Linked DNA regions of Homo sapiens: region 2 is linked to region 1. A link is a contact called in ENCODE Hi-C or POLR2A ChIA-PET data. All regions are on one chromosome and are shown on one strand. Each heading gives the region's core, a stretch centred on a gene start or an enhancer-like site at or near the end of the contact. The rest is flanking DNA. Distances are from core to core; before and after follow the strand shown.

Region 1 (2,700 bases), core at 19-2,518:
CGTCCACATATGCAGGGAGGCAACCACTTCACTCTCCTCTGCTTGGGGTGGGGTTGAGGGGTTGAGAAAAAGAGGGGAAGACCTTTTGAAAAGACCCAGGACTACAGTTTGAAAATGTCTGGGTTTAGAAATCGTTTCACTTCCAGTGCTTCTCACTCATTTCACTACCCATGACCCACTCCCCTCTCATCTCTTTACTGTCCACTTATCACTGTTCTTTTTGCTTAAAATGACTCCAAATCCTCAAAAAATTAAAAGTTCCACTGTTTATTACAATTGGAAATTTTATGTTTATTGTCACTGAGCAGAGGGTCTAATGACTCCAAGGCAGTAGTTTCAGATATTGCACATTGCAAACGATTTTCACACAAAAATGTTTTAAAAGGCTATCGGGTGCAGGGCTGGTTGTAGGTAGGGACCCAACCTAAGAATTATGAAACGCCATAGTTCCTAATTTTGGAAAGATATTAGCGGAGAGTAATATGGATTAGTAGCAAGGGCTGGAGAAAACAGTGCTCTATACTACCTTCAAGGTGCTCTTTTCATCGCTTGTGACCCAATGGCTGAATAGTGGGTAGGAAACAGGATTCAGGATCTCAGGCACGGTCTGGATCTACTGACTCTGAGCGTCATTTTATCTCTTGCTGGGGTACACATCTGCTTCTGGATTTAAGTAACGTGCGCTACAATAATTTAAGGACTATAAAACCACAAGGTTATGAGAGCGTAAACCACAAAGCGTGTAAGTAAATGCCTAGAAAACGCAACGCGGTAGCACAGCAGCAACGCACAAACAGCCCCAGCAAACGACGCGCGCCGGGCTTCCCAGCTCCCGGCAGCCTTTGCGCAGCCCTCCCCAAGTCCAACTGGGCGCCCGGGGCGGGGTCTGGACCGCACGCCCTTACCACACCCCCTCCGCGCCGCACCACGCCCCCTCCGTACCTGCTCTTAGCGCGCCTTCCGCCCTGAATATGCGCATGCGCCATTCTCCCTTTACAGCCCCGAAAACGCTCCAGCTGGCCGACTCGGAGACAATGGCGAGAGGCCTCAGAGTTCGGCTTCTTACCTGCTTTGCATAGGCAGCAATCTCCTGCTAGTCCCGCCTCCCTCTGGCATTCTGGCGCGCGAATGGAGGAGCCGAGAAGAGAGCGCAGTTCTGATTGGAGAACGCGCGTGTTTACATTCTCACCTCTCCCGGGAAGTGGACGAATTTAGACCGCCTCTTCCTTCCCGTTGTTTAAGGCAGTTGGTTGCCCTCCTGTCCGTCAGAGGTGCAGTACCAGAGGTGGCGTGCTGCCGATTTCGCGTTTGCCTTGCTGGATGATTCCGCTTGTTTGCCGGCTGCGTGAGTGCTTAGAGCTTTTCGGTGGAAGATGCCGGACAGTAACTTCGCAGAGCGCAGCGAGGAGCAGGTGTCTGGTGCTAAAGTCATCGCTCAGGCCCTGAAAACGCAAGTACGATGGACCTTCCTGGAATGAAAGGCTCCTACGGAAGCTGGCGGGGACCGCGATGTTGTCTTGGAGACGAGTAGAAATGGGCGATGGGGGTCGGGGGGTTTTCCTTTTAGCGCCCGGGAGGGAGGGAAGGATGTGGCGATATGGTGGGGCCTTGGGAGTTTACTCCCCTGTTCTTCGTTCCTCAGGATGTGGAGTACATATTTGGCATCGTAGGCATCCCAGTGACCGAAATCGCCATTGCTGCCCAGCAGCTAGGCATCAAGTACATCGGGATGAGGAATGAGCAAGCGGTGAGTATGGACTCAGGTGGCTGAATGCGTTACTGGGAATGATCAGTAATAGCGGTAGGTATGCATTGCAAACACCCAGATAGCGCTTACCACTCTTCTGCTACTTTACATATATCATATCAATCACTGTTGAATATTAACTGTTGTTACACCAAGTTGACAGATGAGAAAAGACACAGGTTAAGTAAAACTTGCCTTTGGTGACACAGCTGGTAGTAGCAGAGCCAGGGTTTGAACCCACGTATTCTGGGTCTGAGTCCATTCTCTTACTACTATACTGTATGTCATGATTGGAATGGACAGTTTATGAGTAAAGTCTGACTTCCCTATTAGGCTACAAGCTCCATTAGAGCAGGGATATTATTTCTTCACGACACATCTGTACCCCCAGTGCTTAGTGTGGTGCCTGCATAAGAAAGGTGTTCAGAGATTACCTGTGGGATAAATGAGTGAAGGCCAAGGCTTTGTTGTATGATTGGTTCGGGGCAGGGTGGAGGATATCACAAATGGTAGTGCCTTGATGGAAACTCAGATGGCTCAGATCCTAGCCTGATGCTTTTTCCACCACATCATGCTGCCACCTTTCTTAGAGGCTTATTTGGAAGCAGGATAAGGAAGATACGACGTTTTGTCAATCCACTTTAAGTGCATCCTCTGCCAATCCACCTTGCTCTTCTCTCAGTAGTGCGGGCTTGAAAGGTCAAGAATCCACTTCTGTGATATCACATACTCTCAGTCCAGCTGAGGCTAAATATTCCTGCTTTACACTCCCACCGTTGCCTTCTAATTTAAATTCTTGCCTCCTCTTGCCCAAACAACTGCCTGGCCACCCTAAGTGGTGCCTTTTGCCATCATACATGAGTGCCTGGAGGGCAGAAGTTGTGATTCATTTGTTATATCACCACAGTGCCTGGCTTGGTTTGTGCTTTCACGTGGTGTAGATGCTTAATATT
Region 2 (2,700 bases), core at 1-2,500, 710 kb before region 1:
CAGGCTGGAGTGCAATGGCACAATTTCGGCTCACCACAACCTCCACCTCCCAGGTTCAAGCAATTCTCTTGCCTCAGCCTGCCGAGTAGCTGGGATTACAGGCATGCACCACCACGCCCGGCTAATTTTTACATTATTAGTAAAGACAGTGTTTCTCCATGTTGGTCAGGCTGGTCTTGAACTCCCGACCTCAGGTGATTTGCCCACCTTGGCCTCCCAAAGTGCTGAGATTACAGGCGTGAGTCACCGCGCCCAGCCCCAAATGATTTCTAATGGTAATGTTGGCAATTCCAGCAAAGCCCTGAGCCAGGAATTGGTGGAGAACCACCCTGGTTGTCAACTGTAGGGACTGGGTCTTGAAGAAAGAGTAGAGATATTCATTCATCCAGAGACAGTTTTAAAACATGATCCCATGTTGCTGACTGGCTTTTCATCCTTTAATGTGGTAAAACTTGTGTATTTAAATGTGTTGCTCACTAGTCATTAAGTTCAGTTTGGATTTGGATTTTTCTGTGGCCTCTAAATAATATAAAGGCTTAAAGATAGTAAGAAATATATTTCACTTATTAGGGTGAGCATTAAAATGCTTCCTATAATGGACCTCTGATTTCATGAACCTTCAGTCCTGGGTACCTCCTATCTTGTTGATTGTTCAATGAAAAAAAAACAAGAGAATCAACTTAGAAGAAAGAACAACTAGCAAACTTACCAGTTTCTAGGTCCACAAAATGCGTAAGTTAATAACTGTCTAAAACACTTCCTTTTTATGAACCTGGGGAACTATCAATCCAGTCCCTGTCTCAGTCAAGTACACCTTAAGCCCCAATGGGCAAATGTCAGTTTTATTTCTTACTAACGGTAATTCCACTATTTCTCTTGAGCCCTGACTCCAGAATTTAATCAGCAGTATAGTCCAAAAGTCCCCTGTATCAAACCAAACTTTTCCCTTGCTTCAGTCCAAGACAATGTCTTCTTATTCTGTCAACCCCAGAGATACAAACAATAGTCATCCCAAGAATCAATCAAATATTTGAAGAGAGTTAAGATACTCCTTAGACATCTCTCAGTACAGTCAACCTTGATCTCTAAGGCCCATTTTTCTATCATGAAATTATAGAAAGGTAAAGCTGAAAGCAATTTTAAATTGCATAGTCCTACCCACAGCGACAGATAAGGAAAGCAGGTTTCAGAGAGAGGTGGAATGAGTCACACAGGAAACAAGTTGTAGAATGGGCATGATTTAGGTCTCTTGAAGCCTGGTGTCATGTTCCTCCCACCATCCCACACAGCCAACCAATCTGCCTCATTTTTTGTTTCTTCTCTCTGGGCTTCTATAGTCTCTAAGACAGACAGGCCTACGGAACAATCAGAAAATTCAATCAGAAAATTGTTAGTTAAAAAAATCACCTTTCATCTAACTGATTAGGGGAAAAGACAGACAGGCCTACGGAACAATCAGAAAATTCAATCAGAAAATTGTTAGTTAAAAAAATCACCTTTCATCTAACTGATTAGGGGAAAAAAAATACTTAAGTATGAGACTGAGGGTATCTAATGTTGGCTAGAAATGGGCACTTTCATACCCTGTTAGAATATAAACTGATTAGGCATTTTATAGGGTAACTTGGTAATACTAGTCAATTTTTTATTCAGAAATGGCACTTCTAGTAATTCTACAGGAGTATGTGCAGAAAAATTATACAAACAGGTTTACTGCAATATTGCTTGTAATAGCCAAAAACTCCAAACAATTTAAATGTCCATCATGGAGATATGGTTAAGTATATTATGGTATATAGCAAGAATTTGAAGTGTATTAAAAGAAAGAGAGACATAGTTGTATAGGTACCCACAGTTGTATATGTATACAAGATTAATATACCATAAAATTTCTAAAAGGATACCCAGCAAGTTTTTTATACAGAAGTTCCTTCTAGGCAAGGGAATAGGATGGGGGAGAAGAGAACGTCAGCATTTTAATCTATATAATTTTATTTAATATTTGTGGTCACATTTATTAGGTAATTAAAAAATTATTTAACAATTTTTGGTCATATTTATTAGGTAATTAATTTTTAAAAAGGAAGAGATAAAATCTTGTTATGCTCAAATATAGCAAAATAGGACATGGGGATGAGCTGGAAGGGGCCAGGTTAGGCTGATGAGCTCCTGCAGGTTTTAAGAATTCAGAACAGACCATATGAAGATGGCTGCTCAACAACTATAAAAGTTTGGATTTCTGGGCACGAAACATTTTAAAATGCATGCCTTGATTTTATGGCACATTAGGAGGTATCTACATGTCATCACCACACTGCTAGCTTATTGTATGTTAAGAAAGAGTAATATTAAAGACCAGACATCTCACTGTTTAAGATGAGAACAGTATACTTCTTTTGAGTTTTAAAATAAAATAAGATGAAATAACGGCTCTCAGGTTAAATTATCAGATCATCTGCAATAACCAGGAATGGAGGAAATTGCTGTTTTCCATTCAGACAGGAAAAAAAAAATAGGAGCAACAAGACATGCCCTTGGATCATTTGACAATCACTGCATCCACACGTGTTTGTGCTGTGAGTCCCATATAACAATCCTCCTACCCTCCAGAGCATGGGTGCAGCCTTTCCCACTCTGCTACCCCTGGGCCCCTAAGATCCATCATTCCAGTGACTCACCCAGTCATCCATTTGCTATAGC

The links. A loop is a pair of places that touch in the nucleus more often than their neighbours do. ChIA-PET counts read pairs that join two places held with the same protein, here RNA polymerase II (POLR2A). Pooled maps may share reads with other maps.
Region 2: a loop to region 1 is called in a pooled map, with 7 times the contacts of the local background. The contact joins the enhancer-like site here to the promoter of HACL1 in region 1. A Hi-C loop is called at or near these places in 6 of 50 pooled maps. POLR2A ChIA-PET finds 5 or more read pairs at or near these places in 4 of 52 experiments (OCI-LY7, T-cell, activated T-cell and 1 more).

What each region holds. Positions count from the first base shown.
Region 1 is chr3:15,600,137-15,602,836 of GRCh38, reverse strand. It overlaps HACL1 (2-hydroxyacyl-CoA lyase 1), which reads left to right and starts at 1,268. Exons shown (of 17, transcript NM_012260.4): 1 at 1,268-1,454; 2 at 1,643-1,747. The coding sequence starts at 1,374. BTD (biotinidase) reads right to left here and starts at 1,092. Exons shown (of 4, transcript NM_001370658.1): 1 at 943-1,092. RefSeq lists a silencer at 820-879 and an enhancer at 721-1,363.
Region 2 is chr3:16,308,266-16,310,965 of GRCh38, reverse strand. It overlaps a transcript of OXNAD1 not described here. Among named protein-coding and RNA genes, the nearest start is that of OXNAD1, 44 kb to the right of the region's middle. Within about 2 kb of position 1,250, at least 4 of the 41 ENCODE cell types and tissues checked have a DNase peak (open chromatin) inside an H3K27ac peak, as active enhancers do.